Linked DNA regions of Mus musculus: all the other regions are linked to region 2. Evidence: chromatin loops called from intact Hi-C (ENCODE). Cell type or tissue: heart. All regions are shown on one strand. Links, peaks and the distances in the headings refer to the core of each region. The heading gives the core; the rest is flanking DNA. Region 1 has its middle 19 kb from the start of Laptm5. Region 2 holds the start of Sdc3 (syndecan 3). Region 3 holds the start of Mecr (mitochondrial trans-2-enoyl-CoA reductase). Region 4 has its middle 7.6 kb from the start of Gm35294.

Region 1 (5,325 bases), core at 146-5,145, 100 kb after region 2:
TTAGGAGCTTCTCAGAGAGATGGCCCATTACCTGGAGAGTTTCTTCAATCCACATATAAAGGAAGGGGTCCACAATGGTGGAATGTCCATCTGTGCAGGTGCGAGGAGGGGAGACGTGAAATGTTGGGGTGTGTGTGGGTCAGCTCCCGTGTGCCCAGTCAGCCAGCTGCTGGAATCCCCAAGGCTTTGCTCTCCATTAAAGGGCTGGCAGTCAGTGACTCTTAGCTTCACCTCTGTTCAGAGTCTCCATCCCGTTTTCCTTTCCAGGCGGGAGGAGAGAGCCAGGTCAGGGTGTCTCCTTCCCTAAGACCAGTTGAGTAAGCCCTGTGTGTGTTCTTAGTCCTGGATGGGAAAGCCGGGGTCTTCGGTACCTTTTCAGCCTCCTTCAAGGTGGGTCTGTGTTCTGTGGCCATGTTTTAGATGTAGAAATGGAGGAACCTTGTGACTTATTATTGTGCACCTCCAAACACCCAAAGTCACACGGCTCCTAATCCAAAAAGGGCCTAAGCCATATCTCAGCTGCCTCCAGGAAGGGCCGCAAGGACGCTCTAGAGTGTCCATTCTCCATGGACCCACTATGGGCTGACTTTGCCTGATAAGGACCCTGTCCTTAATCAATGGCCTTCAGCAGGTCTGTGAGCCATGACCACAGCTATGTCACGGTTTCTAAATATGCCCCGGAGGGGGCAGAGGCTTCGGGGCACCCACATTGAAGCTTGACATGCTCAGGAGGGATGCAGACGACCTTGGGTGCTTTATCGCCAACGCATGCCTCAGTTTCCCCATACCACAGCGGCATTGGGTACATGTGGGTGCCGTTGTCACCTTCTCAGTCTCTCTTTGCCTTCCTTCACATGGGCTTCCATCTGGGCTGAGCTCCCTGCAGGGTAGAGGAAAGGACAGATGTAGGCATGCATGCTGTGTCTCGTTTCAGCTGTGTCTGGGAGCCATCTATTCCCGGGGCCCCACTTCTGGAACAAGGGCTCCGGTTCTAAGCGCTTGCCTAGTTTGACAACCCACATTGCCAGGAAGAGTACTCTCGGGCACACCTTTTTAATCTTCTCTACCACAGTTTAAAAGCAGAGACCTGCTGCCCTCTGGTGGCCGTTCCTTGGTATTGCCTGGCCCCGGTGGCCAAATCCTCTCGCCTGGACAAATCCTGTTTTCTTTCCTTGCTTGGGGGAAGGTAGGTAGAAGTAAGCTCCTGAAAGCCTGCTATCGCTCCTGCGCCTTCCAAGCCAAGGCCCTGGTTGGGACTTCCTTTCTTGTTTGGTGGAAACCTTTGTTCCTCGGAACTCAGCATGGTCATCCCTGCGTGAGAGCCCACACTGATGGGTGTGATCTGCTCAGCTTCAATCTGTTCTGATATTGTCAACTTGACAGAATCTGGAATTGTCTGAGAGATGGACTTCTGGGTCTCTCCGTGTGGAGAGCTATCTTGATTATGTTAATTAATGAGGTAAGACACATCTTAATTATGATGGGACCACTGGAAGGGCAGGGGACCCTGAACTGTACAAGATGGAGACAGCAAGCTAAGCTCTGGCATCCGTTCTGTCTCTGTGGTGCGATGCTTCTTGACTGAGGATGCAATGTGGTGTCTTGCCTCCATGGGTTGTAAGCTGGAACTTCGAGCTAAATAACACCTTTGTCCCTCAGTTTACATTTGTCAGAGTATTTTTTATCATAGCAACAGGGAAAGTGTCTAGAGACACTGCCCTTCTACAGACGTCCAAAGCCAGGTGTGGTGGCTCATGCATTTAATCTCAGCCCTCAGGAGGCAGAGGCAGGCAGATCTCTGTGAGTTTGAGGCCAGCCTGGTTTACAAAGCTAGTCCAGGACTCCAAGACAGCCAGGGTTGCTTTCTGAAAAACCCTGTCTGGGAAAACAAAACCAACCAACCAAACAAACAAATGAAGGACTCCTAGGGTCTCTGGTTCCAAGGGAAAGTATATAACAGTTCTACTCGAAAGATCCTTTGTTTTCTTAGAAGACTGTTACTAGCCTGAGTTCAATACTTCCCCCACCCCCTTTGAGTCAGGGTCTCATGTAGTCCAGGCTGCCCTTAAACTCAATATGTAGCGTAGGTTAACCTCTTGCTTTCTTCTCCTGTGTGCTGTGGACACCATGCCCTGTGGATACCACTACATTGTGTTGGGGATTGGACACTGAGCTTGGTGTGCTGTGTGTCCTAATGGCTCTCTGTTCCTGTGGTGAAGCCTCTACCCAAAGCAGCATGGGCAAGAAAGGGTTTATTTGGTTTACAAGTCACCGTCCATCAGTCAGGGAAGCCAAGGCAGGAGCTCAAGGGAGGACCCTGGAGGCAGGAACTGAAGCACAGACCATGGAGGAGTGCAGCTCACTGGCTTGCTCTTCATGCATCACTCTGCCACTTTCCTTACGCACCGCCTAGGTGTGGTGCCGCCCACAGTGGGCTAGGTTCTCCTACATCTATCAACAATCAGGAAAATGCCTCCCAGACTTGCCTGCAGGCAATTTCTCAGTTGACGGTTCCCTTTCCCCTGGTGTGTAGGTCTGTGTCAGGCTGACAAAAAAATGTGACACTAGGTGGCACTCGTTCAACTGAGTCAGGGCCCTAGACCCCCAGGTCCTAAATAACAGGCTCTAGATTACCAGGGTCCCAGGTCCTCAGGCCCCCAGGTCTCCAGGTCCCCAGGTCCCCAGCCTACCAGGTCCCCAGGTCCCCAGGTCCCCAGGTCTCTAGGTCCCCAGGCTTCCAGTCCCAAGCCCCCCAGGTCCCCAGAACTGTTTTACTGATTTTTAGTTAAAAAATGTTAGTAACAAGATGTATAACCTGAGAATATCCATTTATCTGTCGTTCACGCATAGTTGAGCAGCATCCAGCACGCTCTCCTCGTTGGGAGACTGTCACCAGTCTGCATCCCCAGAACACCTCACACGCCTACCCACTTCCTGGCAGCCATTGCTTCTGCTCTGTCTCTGTGAGTGTCCACTCTGGGGACTTCATGACTGGAGTCACGTAGTGCATTTAGTTTGCTTAAACCTCAAGGCTTATCTGTGTTGTAAGAGGATGCCAGAACCTCCTATATGTTTACGTGTGTGTGTGTGTGTGTGTGTGTGTGTGTGTGTGTGCATGCAGAAGCGAGAGGAGAGGAGATGTTTGACACCTTTGTCTGTAGTTCTCCATCTTCTTATGTTTTATGACTTTGCAGTGCTCGTGCATTTTAACTTTTTCTTAATAAACATTTAAAATGTTTAGTTAAATATTATTATTAATATTTATTTATTTATTTATGTTTTTTTTTTTCGAGACAGGGTTTCTCTGTGTAGCCCTGGCTGTCCTGGAACTCACTCTGTAGACCAGGCTGGCCTCGAACTCAGAAATCCACCTGCCTCTGCCTCGCAAGTGCTTATTTATATATTTTATGTGAGTACACTGTCGCTGTCTTCAGACACACCAGATGAGGGAGGGCATCGGATCCCATTACTGTGAGCCACCACATAGTTGCTGGGAATTGAATTTAGGACCTCTGGAAGAGGAGTCAGTGCTCTTAACCACTGAGCCATCTCTCCAGCCCTAGCTAAAATATCATTACATCATTTCTCTCTTCTCTTTCCTCCCTCCAACTCCTCCTACATTCCCTTGCTTCAACCTCTCCTATGGCCCCGCCCCACTCTCTCAGATTCATGGCTTTTCCCCCTTTGATGATTATTGTTATATACATACATGATTTCAGGGATGAGCACCTGGGATTGTATGGCTATTGTGGGCTCGTCCTTGGGGAGGAGTGATTTCCCCATCTCAGCAACTGTTCATCATTCTTCGTCTGGGGGAGGGGCCCTGTGAGATTTCCCTTCCATGTCAGCGTGCTTGCTGGTGTTGTCTTTGTTCCCGTCTTGCTTAGGCAGCCATGTTGGTGAGATACCTTGGGTGTAACTGCCCTGCTATTTCTAGGAGACACAATCTCACAGCAGACTTCCCGGCCCTCTGACTCTTCCAGTCTTTCCGCCATCTTCTGAGATGTCCTCTGAGTCGTAGGTACAGACATTGTGTTGTTCTCTATCATTTGGCCACTTGGTTTTCTGTTCCGGTCTCTACTTGCTCCCAAGAGTATCTTTGATGAGGGTAGAGCACAGCTGCCAGGGGAAGACGGCTCAGAGCCTCTGTCCTTGTCTTAGATTCTGAGATAGAGATGCTCGCTGCACCCGGAGCTCACTGATTGGCTAGGAGAGCTGGCCAGAGCTCACTGATTGGTTAGGAGAGCTGGCCAAGGAGCCCCTGGGATCTTCTTGGTCCCACTCTTCAGAGCCAGGATTATAGGAGCCTCTATTTTGGGCTTTTCTATGTGGATGCCAGGGATCCAAGCACCTTACCGACCGAGCCACCTCTCCGTTCTTGCTTTCTTGATTTTATGACTAAATAACCACTCCATGAGCATGTCTGTACCCATCCTGTTAGTTTGTCTGTCGCTCAATGGAGACTGGGTGACTCCCATTCCTGGAACTATTGTGAATAATGCTTCTGTAAACCCCAGGCTTGAACAAAACCAGTTGAGCTCTTGTTTCTGCTTCCCCTGGGTGTGTCCTGGGAAAGGGCTCTGCTGGGTTGTTCTGTGTTAGTGTTTCTGAGGCTCACCAGCAGCTGGGCCAGCTCATGTTCCTGCCAGCAACATGCACGTCACCGACTGCTCCTGTCTCCTTTTGCTTCTTCTCCCTTTTCTGCTTCTTTAAAAAAGATCACAACACAGTAGCCATCCTAATGGATGGGAAGTAGCGTCGTATTCTGGTTTTGTTCACATTTCTCAGTGATTAACGAGGGTGTGTGTTTTCTCAAGAGCATATTGATCTTTGTTACTGTTTTAGAATTAACACCTATTCTTCCCTGCTAACATCACCATCAGCACCACCACCATCATCAGCACCACCACCACCATCATCACCACTATCATCACCATCACCACCACTACCATCATCACCATCATTACTATCACCATCATCATCACCAACATCATCACCATCATCACCACTATCATCACCATCATCACCACTACCATCATCACCATCATTACTATCATCATCATCACCACCATCACCATCATCACCACCATCACCACCATCATCACCAGAACCACCAGCACCACCAGCACCACTGTCACCATCACCATAACCATAACCACCACCATCACCATGACCACCTTGCCTTTCCCTAGGATTTATCAGGTGCCTGGGTGAGGTTCTGTATATGGCCAGCAGGGGGAGAACTTGATCTAGGATGGGCATCTGTGCTGGGCTTGGAAGGCCAACATACTCTGTCACAGGGCTGTTTCAACCATGGCCCTGTTT
Region 2 (5,325 bases), core at 105-5,104:
ACCCCCTGTCCCAAGGTGACCATCCAGTACTGAGGTTACACAATGGTGACGCACGCCTTTGATCTCAGCACTCAAAAGCAGAGTCAGGCAGATCTCTGTTAGCTCAAGGACAGCCTGGCCTACTGAAAGAATTTCAGCCTAGCCTGGGTTACATTGTGACACCGTCTCTATTTATTTAGTTTTACTTTTAATTAATTAATTTATTTTTTAAGGCCAGAGATGGTTGAATAGTTAAGCAAACTTGCAATGCTTTTAGAGGACCTGAATTTGGGGTCTTTGCAGTCACATCAGATCTGATGGCTACCTGTACCTCCAGAGGATCTGATGCCTTCTTCTGGCTTGCAAAGCCACCTTCGTCCAAGTCCCCTCCTCACATACTCATACCTAGACAATGTAAACTTGTTTATTTCTAAAGATCTGGGTCAAGATTCCTGGTTCAAATCCTGGCCCACACACTTCCCACCTGTGAGGCCAGAAGCGAGTTCCTGACCTCTAAGCCCTGGGGTTCTCCAACTGAAGAGTGGGGGGCCCTCAGAGCCAGCAGGTAAGGCCCTCACTGTGGGCTGGGCTCTCTCCAAGGAATTAGTCACTTGGTCCTCACAGCACTGGGTCTGGGAGGAGTCAAAGAGAGCGAGAGGGTGACTGGCTAGGGGGCATGGTGATGAGATGCCCTCTGTAATCTCAGCTTTTCCTACTCCCCAGGGGTTTTGAGGACCCATCTGCTTGACCAAACCCTTGGGAGAGGTAGATGGAGAGATAATCACTCCTGAGTCAAGTCTGGGGTGCACTGGACAGAGTGAGGTGTTGGTGACATTCCCTCCAGCTTTTTTTTTTTTTTGCTGGGGGTGGAGGCTCCAGTAGTTAGAAGACAGTTTCACAGAGGTACAAAGGACTGGGGAAAGACGCCTCAGCCAGCCCGTGGGGATCAGCTGCGTGCTAGGCTGTATCTGAGCATGTCCTTGGCATAGACTGTGGCTCCCTCAGTAACTCTTTAATTCACTCACCAAACACTTCCCAACACATCCTGGGGGTAAGAGCAGAGGCCAAGGTCCAGGTTCCCCTGGCTGGGCTTCGGTGGTAAGATGGTGGGGGTTTTGTGTGTGTGTGTGTGTGTGTGTGTACTCTTAGTTTGCTTTCTACTGCTGTGATAAAATGATCAAGAGCAAGGTGGGGAGGAAAGGGTTAACTTTGTCTTACAGCTCCCAGGTCACCCTCAGTCACTGAGGGAAGTCAGGGCAGGAGCTCAAGGCAGGAACCTGGAGGCAGGAACCGAAGGAGAGAATGTACACTTACAGACTTGTTCCCCAGGGTTTGCTCAGCCTGCTTTTCTTCCCTCCCTCCCTCCCTCCCTCCCTCCCTCCCTCCCTCCCTCCCTCCCTCTCTCCCTTCCTCCTTCCTTCCTTTCTCTCTCTCTCTTCCTCCTTTCCTCCCCCTTCTTCCTTCCTTCCTTCCTTCCTTCCTTCCTTCCTTATTTCTTTTTTATTTTTTTGAGACAAGGTTTCTCTGTGTAGCCTTACCTGTCCTGGAACTCACTCTGTAGACCAGGCAGACCTTAATAAATCAGGAGTATGTCTGCCACTGCCTCTGTCTTTTGACTAGCCAGGATTAAAGTCATGTCACTACCACCTGACTTAAATATTTTATTTATTTATTTATTTATTTATCTATTTATTTCTATGTGTAAGAGTGTTATGCCTGCCTGTATGTTTGTGCACAGCATTTGTGCCTAAGGAGGCCAGAAGAGGGCATCTGACCCACAGGGACTGGAGTTACAGGCAGTTGTGAGTTGCCTTGTGGGTGCTGGGAATTGAACCCAGGCCTTCTAGAAGAGCAGCCAGTGCTCTTAATCACTGAGCCATCTCTCTACCTCCAGCCTGCTTTCTTATACATCTGCAAAGGGATCACACCATTCACAGTGGACTGGGCTCTTCCACATTCTCAATCATTAATCAAGTAAATTCCCCCATCTGTCTATGGGCTAAGCTGATGGAAGCATTTTCTCAACTGAAGTTCCTTCTTCCCGGGTGACTCCAGCGTGTGTCATCTTAACAGCTGCCCAGTTCTTCAGCTCTGAAAAATGGGTTGGTGTCCTGTCAGAGAGAAGGGTGGAGGACAGGCGGCCTGGCTAGAGCCCTGCAGTTGTCCACTGAAAATCTGGACTTTCCCAGTTCCAGGAAAGACAGAAGGACTGGGGTGGGCGTGGTCGGGACTGTTTCTGCCTTTGGAGTCAAGAAGTCTTTGCCCGGTGACCTGCGGCTGGATGAAGGCAGTTTCTGGAGTCTGTTTGGATGAGGGTAGCACAGGGAAGGAGACATTCGTGTTCTGGGGATGTGATAAGGACACACACGGTGGTATAGGCAGGGTGACCTGTGATGTTCCAGGGACTAAATGTGCATCTCAACCCAGTCTGTGACTATACCTATAACAAGCAGCAGGTGGCGCTCCTAGCCCAAGATTCCCCACAAGGCTTCCTGCCGGGATCTCAGTAAAGGGGGTTTGCAGAATGAGGAAGGCAAGGCTGGGCCATGCTCCCTGGCAACCTGGTAGGCTCCTTTGAGCAACACTGTCAGCCTTGCTTGCCTCCCAGCATGGGCAGCTCAGTACTTTGCCCATCAGTCAGATCCAGCTGCCCCAAGGTTTTCTTTGCACCAAGTTGACATGCCACTCCTTGGGTCTCCTTCTTGATTCCAGCTAAACCTTTTTGTTTGTTTGTTTGTTTGTTTGTTTTTTTTTTTTTTTTTCAAGACGGGTTTCTCGGTATATCCCTAGCTGTCCTGAAATTCACTTTGTACACCAGACTGGCCTTGAACTCAGAAATCTGCCTGCCTCTGCCTCCCAAGTGGTGGGATTAAAGGCGTGCACCACCACCGCCCGGCCCAGCTAAACCTTTGAGAGCACCTCAGAACCAGTCCCAACCACATTGATTGAACTCCCAGTACACGAAAAGGAAGAGCTCACAAAAGCTTCCCAGCCTGTCCCCTGACCTGGTACACACAAGGCATTCAATATGTTTGTTGAATGAATAAGTGAAGCCCATATGGTCTTCATTTCCATCAGACATTGGGGAATAGGCTCAGAGAGGTGAAGTTGTACAAACAAGTACCAGAGCCCATGGTTGTCAGAACCAGGATTTGAACCCAAGCACTTGCTTAACCCAAAGCTAGAGTCCCTCAGCTCCTGGCTATGCTAGTGATAAAGCCAGTTCCTGATTCCTAGGCAGGTCAATCTTTTCATGTTGTATTCTTCAAGGCATCTTAGCTTCAAATGCCAAAACGCATCGAATGGGATTGATTTAAAAGACTCTTTGTGAGGGCCTGGGGATGTAGCTCAGTTGGTGGAGCACATGCCCTTCTGCACAAAGCTCTGGGTTCGGTTCTTAGCACAGCACAAATTGGATGTGATGGAGGTAGTAGGAATAGATGTTCAAGGTCATACTCAGCTACATCACAAGTTCAAGGTCAGCCTGAAAGTCCATCTTCCTTAAAAAAAAAGTGTCAACATTTATTTTTATCATTTTTAAAGGATTTATTTTTATTATTCGTGTGTATGTGTGCACACGCGGGCATGCGTGTCACACCTCTGCACATTAATGCAGGTGTCCTTGGAGGCTAAAGGTATTAGATCCTCTGAAGCTGGAGTCACAGGGCGTTGTGTCTAGCCTGGTGTGGGTACCGGGAACTAGTCACTTACATCTTTAAGTAGTATGCTGTATCTCTCACCAGCTCTCCCTCCCCTCTTATATTTGAAAATACAGAGACTCAGTATGTAGCCCAGGCTTTGAGATCCCTCTGCCTCAGCCTCCTAAGTCATGAGTACTGGGGTTACAGGCAGCTACTACTCAGGCTTGGCTCGTTCTCAGCGATCTGTAAGCCACAGAGTGGACGCCCCCCCCCCCCCAGGATGTCTACCGAGGTTAGCTAGGCAAGCCTTGCATACCTGTGATGCCCCAGCCTCTCACTCCCTCTGGGGAACCCATCTCACACTCTGCCTTATATGGTGCGGAGCTTCATGCTCTGGGTTTCTTTCCAAGGACACATGGCCATCAAATGGATAGTGCCGATTGCAGGGACATCAAAGGGTGTCCTGCTCAGCTCACATGCCAACTAACCAACGCCTACCCTTACCAGCCTCCCCGGAGACCCCTTAGTGCAACTGAGCCCCTGTGAATGGGAAACTGGAGACTTCACCAGCGTGTGAGCAGCAGACGCGTGCTGGTGTTCGCCATGCGTGCCTGTAGCTGACCCAAGCCCCTGCTTCCTGAACTCAGGGTGGCTAGGGGCCTGTGTCTCTCAGACAAACAGGCCAAGGAGAAGCTCAGGAGGACCAGGGGGAACCCCGAGTCGGGGTCCTCTGACACCACCCTACTGGGAGCAGAGAGACCCGGGGTGCTGTCTGGAAGAGCAGGTTCTCCCGCGGCTCGCACACGGCGTGCTTCGCGGATCCACAGTAGGGGGGCAGACGTCAACGCCCCTCGCCCCCCCCCCCCTGCGCGGGGGGAAACTGAGGCCGGGGGCGGTGTCGCGTGCCGGTGTCGCCGCGGCCCCGCCCTCCTGCTCGCCCCGCCTGCGCGGGGGGCGGCGGCGGTGGCGGCGGCGGCGGCGACGCTTCCTGCGGGCGCGGCCGCTGTGGGCGCGGAGCCGCGAGCGAGCGAACGAACGAGCGAGGCGGAGCCGGCGGCCGAGGAGCCGAGCGCAGGTCCCGCGCAGCCCGCGCCGCGAACAAAGGCCGCCATGAAGCCCGGGCCGCCGCGCCGCGGGACCGCACAGGGGCAGCGCGTGGACACCGCCACCCATGCGCCCGGGGCCCGCGGGCTGTTGCTGCCACCGCTGCTGCTGCTGCTGCTGGCCGGCCGCGCCGCGGGGGTGAGTGATGGGCCCCAAGAGGGTCCCCAGCGTGTACCCCGCGTGTCTTTGCGTGTCCCCTCGTCGCGCGTGCCGCGCTGGGTGTGTCCCGGTCTCATGGGGTCCCCTCCCCGCCGGGAAGCGTGTGCGTCCGGTATCCGCTGGGGTCGCCTTCTCCCCACCCCCACTCCATCCCAAGCTGCCTGCAGGGCCTTGGGGGCATTGGAGGAGGAGGGGGTGGGTCGATGAAGGTGACCCGCGAGGGTGAATGAGGGTGACCCTGTGTGTGTGTGTCTGCTTCTAAGAAGGGTGCGTGGGCACCTGTGGGTGTGGGCACGGGAGAGGCTCTGTCCATATGGCTGGATGGCATCCGCATCCCGCTCCACACTAGGGTGACCCATTCTGCACGCTGTGTTCCACCATGGCCAAGGCTGTGTGACTGTGGGTGAGGGGGTGTGTGCTTTGACCCATGGACCTGTGTGAA
Region 3 (5,325 bases), core at 158-5,157, 1.1 Mb after region 2:
AGGATAGGGTACCACAGTCAGTGCCAGGTCAGGAAGAAATTCAATTACCTGCAACTCATGGAATATTTATGATGCCTATCCTGTGTTAGGCCCCATATTGAGTGCTGGCATCCCGGAGATGAAATTTTGCCTGGAGGGGGAAGTGGACATATAAATAACTACAAGATAGTATCCTAAAGGCCATAACATTAGCCCAGAGAAATTACAAAGGCATTGGGGTTTGCTCAATAGAACAATATGTGAACCTGGAATTCCCCTGGAAGGTTAGACAGGAAAATTCATTTCAGTCGATCGAAACCTGAATAAAAGCGTAAGACAAGGAAGAGCTGGTGAGGGCGGAGTTGGGTGTAGTTGGGTCGCTGGCTATGTACAGTGCAAAAGATAAAGCCAGAAAGAGGGTAGGCATCAAAGTGCATATGGTCTTGAATGCAAAGCTAAGGCCAATAGGCTTAAACCCCTTCACCGGTTGTTCTCAAACTGTGTGACTGCCAGATGGCCTAGACCAAAGGGAAAGGTGAAAGGGTGTGGAGGGAGATGAAATCCAGCCTTAAGGAGGAAAACTTTCCAGCCTGATTCTCCAGACTTTCCTAGTTGGCTGCCTGGGGAGGAGGAGGAGCCAGTGGGCGGTGGGGGTGAGGGGATAAAGAGGAACATCCCAGTGTCACCTAGAGGATGCAGCAGAGGGACCTTGTGAACTTTCTGGCACAAGTATGCCTCCCTGTCACTGTGGAAATAGGTGTTCACGTGAGTGCACACCTATTGTGAGAACAGACTTTTCCCCTACTGGTAGGTATCAGATTTCTCTAATAAATGCAGTTATTGAGTCAAACCCCAGTGTTTTACAAAGTGATAGCTCTCATTTCATCCTCACACCATATTCCTGGAATCGTTTTAGAACGTTCCATATGTCAAACAGTGTGCTAAGTGGTTCAAGTGGTACTCGCTCCCTCGGTCTTCAAGACAACCTTGGGACTATTAGTCTCTTGATTATTGTTGAGCTTTTTTTGTCTTTGCCTTGTTAGAGATCAAACCCAGGACCTCACACGTGCTACCACTGAGTGTGCTCTACCACTGAGCTACCTCCCTAGCTCAGTTCCCTTCATTTTAACCATGAGGGAAACAGAGGCACAGAGAAGCCAAGTGACGAATTCAAAACCAAACATCCAGGAAATGGCAGAACCAGGATGCAAATCTAGATTTGCCTGAGTCCAGTTCCCAAAACCTTAATCTCTATGCTTTGGTGGGCTCTCCTCCTCAGAGAAAAATTTGTTTCCCACGGCAAGCTTTGGGTCAATCATCTTTGTCTTTCAAACGCTCTCTGATACTTATTTCCTGGGCTACCACATCACCGGACTCTGGGGAACGTCTAAGAATGTATACCTTTGGATCGTGTACCTCTCTCCATGTTTCTAAATCAGGAGTCCTAAAATGGAACCTCATCTGATTTCCATGCACGCAGTTTGGGAATGGAAGGACTGCCTCCTGCAGCACTTCCTTGCTCCCTTTCTTCAGCCTGCAACAGTGCACACTTGCATGTACACAAATGTTCCACGGACGGGTTATTTATGCTGATGTTTCTTTTCCACCAAAACTAAGAACCTGCGTCTTTCCAGGTTAATACCTTTTACAAAGAATTTTCATTTCCCACCCAATCTCTTTGTATGCTGTGAGCATTTTAAACGACATCTTCCTTCATGGGACCCCTCTCATAGCTGAACAGCTTGATGGTTTTACAATGTATTATCCTGTCAACCTTAACATTGTTCTAATGTTTTGTTTTTATTTTTCCTTAACATTGTTCTAATGTTTTGTTTTTATTTTTCTTCCCAAGACAGATTTTCTCTGTGTAGCCCTGACTGTCCTGGAACTCACTTTGTAGACCAGGCTGGCCTCGAACTCAGAAATCCGCCTGCCTCTGCCTCCCAAGTGCTGGGATTAAAGGCGTGCGCCACCACCACCCGGCTTCTTCTAATGTTTTATCCATTCCTCACAACCGTCTGAAATGAGGTATATCATTTTCATGGCATCAATGAGAAATAGGCTCCAAGTTGCGCTCACTTGCCCAAGCTAGGAAAGAGCTGCTAGGATTTGAGCCTGGTATTCCTGGTATGTTAACTCTGGGTAAAGAAGTCCCCAAGTCTTGGTAGAGCATGCCTCTAATCACAGCACTTGGGAAGCAGAAGCAAGCGGATCTCTGAATTTGAGGCCAGCCTGGTCTACAGAGGGACAGCCTGGAACACACAAAGAAACCTGTCTCGAAAAACTGATGATGGTGGTGATGCTGGGCTGATAAAGTCTTTGTGTTGTTCTGGGGGAACTGAAGATGAAATGATACTTTAAAAAGTCTGGCACAGTGGTATCTCAATAAAGAGTGCAAAGGGGATACTGAGGCCAGAATGTAAATGACTTCCCGGAAACACCACGCGACAAGCAGCAGTCACAGCTTTAAGCCAGTTCTGAACTCTCTTCATGGGTAGGCTGCTTTGGCTAGCTGTGCAACTTCTCCAGGTCTCTGAATACCTTACGTAGCCCACCCTCAATCCTCACACCAGTCCGGGAGAAACCCTACACCAATACCTGGGCAGAGAGCGAGCGGCCTCTTTTAAAGAAGGGGGCGCGGTCACGAGCGGGGCGGGGCTCAGGCTTGCTGTCGCGGACGAATGACGTAGTCCAGAGCGCCGGATTCTGCCAGTGCTGGAAGCAGCATGTTGGTCAGCCAGCGAGTGACAGGGGCGCGAGCCCGGGCACCTCAGCTTGCGGGTCTCCTCGAGGCTTGGTACCGCCACGGCCGGACCACATCCTCCTACTCCGCTCTCTCTGAGCCGTCACGGGTGCGGGCGCTGGTCTATGGCAACCATGGGGATCCAGCCAAGGTCGTCCAGTAAGAGTCGGCGCCGCCACCGGGGAGGGAGCTGGGGTTCCTGGAGGGTTTTGAGGCGGGCGGCGGACTGCCAGGAGAGGACAGGGTCCGAGGAAGAGGGTTCTGCTGTCCTACAGATGCCGAGACCCCAGGGCGTGCTTGCTGACCCGACACCGGTGCTTTCCGGCGGCCAAGGACCCGCGAGGCACCGGTGCCAGAGTTTACTGACCCATATTGGTTTGAAGATTGTGGCAGTCACTCCTTTGTCTCAGTGGATGCTTCCGACTATTTGTCACAGCAACAGTCTGGGGGTATTTATTGCATTTTTTTTTCAGATGAGAAAAGCGAGGCATAAGAAAGTTAAAATTAACATTTGCCCCAAGTCACCCAGCCAGTGAGAATAGAAATTTGAACATACGGTCTGACAGCCTACCTAGATTCTACACCTGTTTTTAAATAGGAGATTATTGTTTGCCTTTCACAGAGGCCGAGGGGCTTGTCTAAAATGATACGGCTAATTAGTGATTGGAATAGGTGCCGGAATTCACCTGTTTCTCATGCGAGTTCCCTTCCACCAAGCCATGTGTGCATCTTGGCCTAATTATGACGAGTTGTTTAAACCCAGCTTGATGGCATGTGCCGTTAATCCCAGCACTAGTGAGGCAGAGGCCCGCAGATCTCTGTGAGTTCAAGGCCAGTCTAGTCTACATAGTCAGTTCCAGGATAGCCAGGACTATAGAGAGAGACCCTGTCTCAAAACAAACAAGCAAAAAGGAGTTGTTTCATAATCCCAGGATGCTGAGGTAAAAGGGTTATGAGTTTGAGACCAACATGGGTTGCATAATGAGCCTTTGTCTCAAAATACACACTCACAGTAAAAATACATAAAAATTTAAAAAAAAATCTTCAAATACAGTTTAGGGGATGCGCATGGTGTGTGCCTGTAGTCCCAGCACTTGCTAAGGGAGGAAGATTGTGAATGTAATGCTAGCCTGAACTACATATTGAGACCCTGCCTCAAAAACAAACAAAAAGTGGACAAGTTGGGCTTACCAACATGCATCTTATTATTATTATTTCTTCCCTTCTTAAGGTCTCCCTGTATGGTCCCAGCTAGCCTAGAACATGTTGAGTAGCCTTGGCTGACCTGGAGTTTCTAGTGATCCTTCTACCTCTGCCACCCCCAGCCCCCAGCACTGGGGCTGAAGTTGCCTGCTTCTAATGGGGGAGGGAGCTCCTTTGGTTATATGTATGTATGTTTGTTTGTTTGAGATTGGGTCTTTGTAGCCCTGGATGGCCTGCCTCTGCCTCCTAAATGCTGGGATTAAAGGCTTGCAACTCCAAACCTACCCACCCCATCCCCCTTTTTAAACAGAGGCTGGGCTCTTAACTTCCAAGTGCTGAGATTGCAGGTGTGTTCCCCACTGTTCCTGCTCCCCTTCCTTTCTCTCCCCTCAGACAAGGTGTTCCTGTGTTGCCCAGGCTGATCTGGAATTTGTGGCCTCTCTTCCCCCCCCCCCCAGGTTCTCAAGGAATTTGAATTATTGTTGATATTCTTTTACATTGTTCTAGAGTGGGTGTGGCCAGAGGGCCCATGCCCCTGAGTTTATCCGAAGCTCCTCTCTGACTGTCAAAGCACCTAGCCGGTACATGAACCATTACAGTAATTCTGTCTGCTGTGAATCAAGGAGTTATAAAGGCACCACAGGGGAAACTTCCGGGGCTTTTTGGTGGAGTGACATTTGTTCATTCTTATCCCTGTATGGTATATTTGTGATGTGGCCCAGAGAACGAAGTGACCTTGCCAAACCCTCAGCTAAGCCAAGTTAGGGCAAAGAGCTGACTCTAGATTCCCTAATTCCCAGATTGGTGCTTTCACCTTAGCCCTACTCCAGACAACCTTAACAGCTCTTTTGACTGGTAAGATATGTGTAATTAGTTGGTAGCTCACATGCGGAAATTATGAATTAAGATCCAACAGAATTTTATAAGAGGATATTATAGACATAGAGGTTCAGAGGTTGACTAATTTGTCTAAGATCAAACATCTCATATTTGATTTTAAGAGAGGGAGGGAGGGAGGGAGGGAGGGAGAGAGAGAGAGAGAGAGAGAGAGAGAGAGAGAGCGCGCTAGCTCTCAGGAGTCAGTTCTCTCCTGCCGTCTTTAGCGAACAGGTGATGGAGCTCAGGTATCAGGTCTGGGCATCAGTACCTCCGACTGCTGAGCTGACCCATCAGCCATAAGTTGTATTTTGCTCATAGGGAATCAATCATGTCAGGATAGACACTTCCCTGGAGATTTTGCTGCAGTGAGGTGATAAAGTCCTTATGAGCAGGCCTCCATTTTCAGAAATGAACTCAAACTGAGAGCAGTGAGGTGGTGCTCCCAAAGGCTCATCATTTGTGTCCCTCGCCAGCCTGCTGCAAAGCACCTGCTCCTGTCATGTTAGCCGAACCCAAAGCTC
Region 4 (5,325 bases), core at 237-5,236, 88 kb after region 2:
GATCGGTACTGAGCTCCACTCCCAACACTAACTGTCAAGTTCATCTCCCCAGGGAACTTGCGTCAGGCTGATACGCTTTATTTAATAGCCCACAAAATCACTCTGTCTCAGGGCTCAGGGCCACTGGGCTGTCCCTGCCATGGTCTTTCAGATCCTGTATAATACCTGGGCTCTCAGACAGCTCAGCTCTGAAGAGTGGCCTTGGCTGCCGAGGGCATGGGGGAGGGGCGCGACTTCTCAGAAATCCAATAAGTCAAGTGACTCAGTGTGTGGACATCCCCTCCCCACCCCAGCCTCACTCTAGTCCCAGCTGACCGACCGACTCACCGTGGTGGTCACAGTCACCTCCACCACTGCCCTGCCTCAGCCCCTCTTCCTGGGGACAGAAGTGTTTGCAATTAATTCCTCTCTGCTCCCTCCTTCATCCTGGCTCCCACCTCAGACACAGCCTCTTCAGTCTCCACCTCTGGTCCACCCACTGCACAGCTTCTCGAGACTCTGCCCCAGCCCCCGTCTTTCTAAACTTTGCCCACACAGTGTTTTCTCACAGGCAGATTGGATTCTGTCCCTCTTCTGCCCATGGCTTCACAATAGTAAGACTTGCCTTCCCATCTGTGCGTCCTCAAACTGACGCAGACACAGCCCAGGGCATCATCGAGTGTGCCCAGAGGCCCCTGAGGTTCTGAACTTCTTTGCCACTGCCCGGAGTGACTCCCACCTCTAATCTCATGTCTCCTCCCATTTAGTCTCCCCTTGGCACCATTTCTGGGAATTTCCCCGATTCCCATGGGTTGATGGTCCTTCCCCGAATCAGCAAGAGTCTCCTTGGGTGACAGTTACCTAAATAACTGTCTCTTCTTCGCATCTTCCTTGAGAACCTATAATGATACCCAGATGGGCTCTGTTCTGTGCTGGGTGCTGCCACCGGCTTTACCTGCTTGATCTCCACTTTCCATACAATCCCTGATCCCATTTACGTGATGAACAGGAGTGCAGACAGGCTTGGTCCAGCAGGCTAGCAGTCTGGAAGTCTCCTAAATGGATGGATGAGCAGGAGAATAAACGAATACATGAGAGATCTCCCTTGGCTAAATCACAGCCTTAGGAGATTGACAGGAGAGAAACCTATAGTTGATCTGTGACCCCAGCACTATTATCCCACTTTACAGATGTTAAGACTGAGGTTTGACTCTATGAAGCCCAGAGAAAGGTGGTGGCAAGGAGAGGGTTTCTGTTAGTCACGGCTTGTATTAAGACAAAGATCTGAGGATAAGTTATTTCTGGGGAGAGGAGGAATCCCTTTTATTCAGCAAAGCTGCCTTCTGGTGCCTGGGGCTGTGGCCTTGACTCTGTTGGGAGCCTGTCAGGTCAGCAGCTTTTGCGGGTGAACCTAGCTGAGGTTCAGCCCAGAGAGCCTCTTCAGAACATACTAAATTGGTGGTCCTTACCCTTCCCAATGCTGCTGCCCTTTAAAACAGTTCTTCCTGTTGTGGACCCCCAACCATAAAATTATTTCATTGCTCCTCCATGACTGTAATCTTGCTAGTGTTATGAATAGTAATGTACACATGGCTGGAATCTCAGCCTTTGCAAATGTGTGCTTCTGGGTTTGAATTCTGCTTTGCGGCCTGATGGCTGAGTGGCACTGGGCAACAGTTTAATTTCTTAGGACCTCCTGCAAGTGGGAACAGGGGGCTTCTTAGCAGGTCTGTGGGAGGTCTCTCTCTCTCTGTCTCTCTGTCTCTCTGTCTGTCTGTCTCTCTCTCTGTTACACACACACACACACACACACACACACACACACACACACGAGTGCCTTACCAGCATTCACTTATGGGACTTGGGTTAGGTTAAGAATTAGGCCAGAACACTTCCAGCCAAGCACCAGGACTTTGCCACATTTCTCCACTTCTTGGGGTCACCCAGAGACTCATAGGTGGGGCCTGGTGCATAGCTAAATGAAGGGGGAAGGCGACTGGATTTGGAACCCTGCTGCACCTACCCATACATAGCCTGCAACCTTGGGCCCCCTTAAAATCCTAGTTTCCCCTTCTGTACTTTGGGTAATACCACCAAGCCCAACAGACCTAAAAGAGTCAAGTCAGATCATGAGGTGGCCGGTCCTTAGACTCAACGAGTGCTGTATATTTTTCAAATTGCACTGAGCTTGCTGGCTAAGCCTATTTTTCCAACTACTAGGGTGGCCAAGCTGGGATGATCCTAAGTTCAAAGCTTGCCTGAGCTTTAAGTAAGACCCTGTCTCAAAATAAAACAATGTAAAAAAGGGAGGCCTGAGGCTATAACTCAGTGTTAGAATGCTTGCCTGGCCATTAAAAAAAAAAAATTGTCTTCTCCCGGGATGTCTGCATTGAATTATTTGTTTCTGAACGGTGTGGGTGGCTGGTAGCTGGGTTTCTCTACCCATCAGTCACTCATCCACCCAGGCATTTCTCCCCGTAGAGGAGCAGGCTGGCATCGAAAAGGCATGGAGTTCTGGGTAAGGCAGCTAGTGAAGAATGTGCAGGAGAGGCCCGACCAGAAGTGAGCCGGTTCGCTCCGTTTGCAGCCTGACAGGGCTCCAGTGTATGCGAAGGTGTAGAAGCCTGCTCTGTGCGTGGCGCGAGGGGCGGGGGGGCGGGGAGCTGTGTCTTAATGGGAGGCTGCTGGAGGAAGGGTTGTTTCCAGCCGCCTCCTGAACCCACTGCTGGCTCTCTGGCAAATGAAACATGCCCGCCCCCTGCTGGACATCAGGCTAACCTCACGTTTGTATTCAAAGACGGCAAGGGAAATGACATATCCGGAAAGGTGGATTTAACAATGGCTCTAGGAAGCTCTGTGTGGGTCTGGGGACTTGTACAGGGCAGGAATTTGCAGCTGTGACTCCGTGACTGAGCCCTGGCAGTGCCTGGGGAGGGGGAACCTCTCCTCTGGGAGAATCCTGGCAGCTAGCCCCAGCTTGCAGGAGGCAGGGTCGGATAGGAGGCTGTAGAGAGCAGAGGGGGTTTCAAATTCCCAGCCCCTTGCCTCATCTGGCAGGCTTGGTTCTGGGATTTCCTGTTTTGTCCCAGATCAGCCCCAGGGGGTAACATGATAGCCATGAAAAAGAACTCAAAAATATATTCACTAGTCTCTCTCTGTGTGTGTGTGTGTATGTATGTGTATAGTGCATGTGTCCATGTGTGTGTGTGTCTGTGTCTTGACATCCATCAGCAGCTGCCCTGGGCTGGTGACATCACTTAGCTAACACTTTGTTGTTCCTTTAAAGCAGTGACCCTGCCCCCACATCCCCAGATTGCCACTGTGAACTTGTTCTGCCTTCCCCAGCATCAGGTTGTGGTAGAGGTGGAGTGGGGCCACAAAACGCAGGTCAATGGTTGGAAGGAGAGGTGGGTGGACTCAGACAGAGTTCCCTAAGGCTGGAGCAGGACAGTGGAAAAGCTGTTTGGTGAGGGGCAGGTTACCTGAGCCTTTAGCTAAGGGGGGTGGCACCCCTCAGTGTCCCGAGGACCCTGGTAGGCCACAGCTGTGTGATGCTGGGCACTTGTGGCTCTTGTCAGTCTGACCTCCTCTTTCCCTCTGTCTTTCTTCCTGGCTGAGCTACAGTGCACAGGCATGTGCATGTGCACATGTGTGCATAGGCACCCAGCTCCACGTGCTCTGCATGTTCATGCCTGCAAGCTAGAAGCCAGGATTGCTAGAGACAGGGACCCGGTTGGCTTGACTCTCCCAGAAAGGGGTTTATCAGCACTGGAAATTGACATGGGGGCTTTGCTCTTCTTGTATCCTCTTCTCGCTCTGGCCATGCTGGCCTTAGGTGGCCTTCCATGTTCAAAAGTCACCAGACTTCTCCCTGTGGTGGAGGCTCCTTCCTGTGATCGTGCCTTCTCTGCTTGGAATATCTCATCCAGGTGCTGATAGGTGGGAACCTGCTGTGTGATGTCATCTTCCAGGGGCTCCTCCCCTGGTTACTTCCACTAATGCCTCCAGGTCCTGGCTAACTCGCCGATGTAGCCCTCTTCCTGGGCCTGCTCCTTTTAGAATCCTACCTCTCTCTCAGACTAAGCTCTGGAGTGGAGACTTCATCTCTTGTATTCCCTACTGTGCCTCTGGGACTACAACAGTAGTTGTAGTGCACACAATAGGCTGTCAATAGCTATGTGTAGGCTTGGCAGAGGCTTCTGCTATGGGACAGTTTGAGGTTAGACCATTCTAACTTGAACTTGGGTTGGAATCCCAAATCCCAGCTATATCACTCATGGCTCCCCATTTTTGAGTCTCTGTTTGATGCACCTGCCCTGGGGGGTGGGGGCTGGAGGTGGGGGCTGGGGGATGAGGGCTGGGGTTTGGGGGCTAAATAGATTGATACCCAGCTGACTTGGAGGGCTAAGTGAGGTCCTGCACATCCGTTGGCATGTGGGAGGTAGCATCTGGCATCCCCAAGTGGTAACAGAAGGGCAGGACATGTGTTCAGATCCTCACTTCTTTAAACTAATTTTACCATTACTACCATCAAGGCATGGGTACAGGTGGGGTAGGGGTTGGGGATAGGGGTGGGATTATTGTCCCACTTGACAGATGGAAACACTGAGAAATAAGACAAATGTCCAGTATTACCCTCATCTTTCCAGCCAGGGTTGTAGGGTCAAGAGACTTGGGTTCTGGCCAGCCTCCTGGGCATTGCTCAGGATGATGAACTGAGAGCCCTAGGTCCCAGCTCTGTCCTGGCTCACTGTGGCCCTGAAGATCCATGACCCCTGAGAAACTCAATTTTTTTCCTCATTTTTCAAGGAGGTCCAAGTGCAGGCCCCAGGGAGATAAAACACCACCACATGGACCAGACATGGTGGCACAAGCTTGCAATCCCAGTAGTATGTGGGCCAAGGCAGGAGGATCTAAAGTTCAAGATTGTCTTTGGTTAATAGTAAGTTTAAGGCCAGCCTAGGCTGCAAGAGACTGTGGCTCAAAATCAGCCAAACCAAACAGCCAAACAGCCAACCAACCAACCAATCATCCATCCATCCATCCATCCATCCATCCATCCATCCATCCATCCATCCATCTATCCATCCAATCAACCAACCAGACAGTCAACCAACCAGTTAGCCAGCCAACCAACCAGCCAGCCAGCCAGCCAGCCAGCCAGCCACCCAAGCAACCAGCCAGCCAGCCAACCAACCAACCAACCAACCAACCAACCAACTAACCAGCCACCCACCCAACCAGCCAGCCAGCCAGCCAGCCAGCCAGCCAACCAACCAACCAACCAACCAACCAATTAGCCAGCCAGCCAGCCAGCCAGAATGAGGTCCAGGTGCAGGGAGGGCT

Evidence for each region. A loop is a pair of places that touch in the nucleus more often than their neighbours do. Peaks named below come from ENCODE experiments on the same cell type or tissue, not always from the same donor. Only the 100,000 strongest peaks of a DNase experiment are listed, where the experiment ranks them.
Region 1: a loop joins it to region 2, with 5 times the contacts of the local background. A loop is called at or near these places in 19 of 42 quality-filtered maps.
Region 3: it touches region 2 in a loop (2.3-fold over the local background); 11 of 42 quality-filtered maps call a loop at or near these places.
Region 4: a loop joins it to region 2, with 9 times the contacts of the local background. A loop is called at or near these places in 41 of 42 quality-filtered maps.

Annotation. Positions count from the first base shown.
Region 1 is chr4:130,891,333-130,896,657 of GRCm38, forward strand. No RefSeq gene overlaps it. Among named protein-coding and RNA genes, the nearest start is that of Laptm5, 19 kb to the right of the region's middle. In heart, for the core only: a CTCF peak has its summit at 2,551 (motif pointing right); DNase peaks (open chromatin) are centred at 799, 1,079 and 4,621.
Region 2 is chr4:130,787,941-130,793,265 of GRCm38, forward strand. It overlaps Sdc3 (syndecan 3), which reads left to right and starts at 4,597. Exons shown (of 5, transcript NM_011520.3): 1 at 4,597-4,862. The coding sequence starts at 4,731. Gm12972 (a long non-coding RNA gene) reads left to right here. Exons shown (of 4, transcript XR_001784548.2): 4 at 1-63. In heart, for the core only: a CTCF peak has its summit at 2,428 (motif pointing right); DNase peaks (open chromatin) are centred at 2,431, 4,231, 4,401 and 5,051; H3K4me3 peaks cover 1,143 bases; H3K27ac peaks cover 1,217 bases.
Region 3 is chr4:131,840,798-131,846,122 of GRCm38, forward strand. It overlaps Mecr (mitochondrial trans-2-enoyl-CoA reductase), which reads left to right and starts at 2,674. Exons shown (of 10, transcript NM_025297.2): 1 at 2,674-2,881. The coding sequence starts at 2,706. In heart, for the core only: no CTCF peak of the experiment used is centred there; a DNase peak (open chromatin) is centred at 2,714; H3K4me3 peaks cover 1,619 bases; H3K27ac peaks cover 1,158 bases; H3K27me3 peaks cover 1,477 bases.
Region 4 is chr4:130,876,005-130,881,329 of GRCm38, forward strand. No RefSeq gene overlaps it. Among named protein-coding and RNA genes, the nearest start is that of Gm35294, 7.6 kb to the left of the region's middle. In heart, for the core only: a CTCF peak has its summit at 2,759 (motif pointing left); a DNase peak (open chromatin) is centred at 2,787; H3K4me3 peaks cover 569 bases; H3K27ac peaks cover 1,093 bases; H3K27me3 peaks cover 1,353 bases.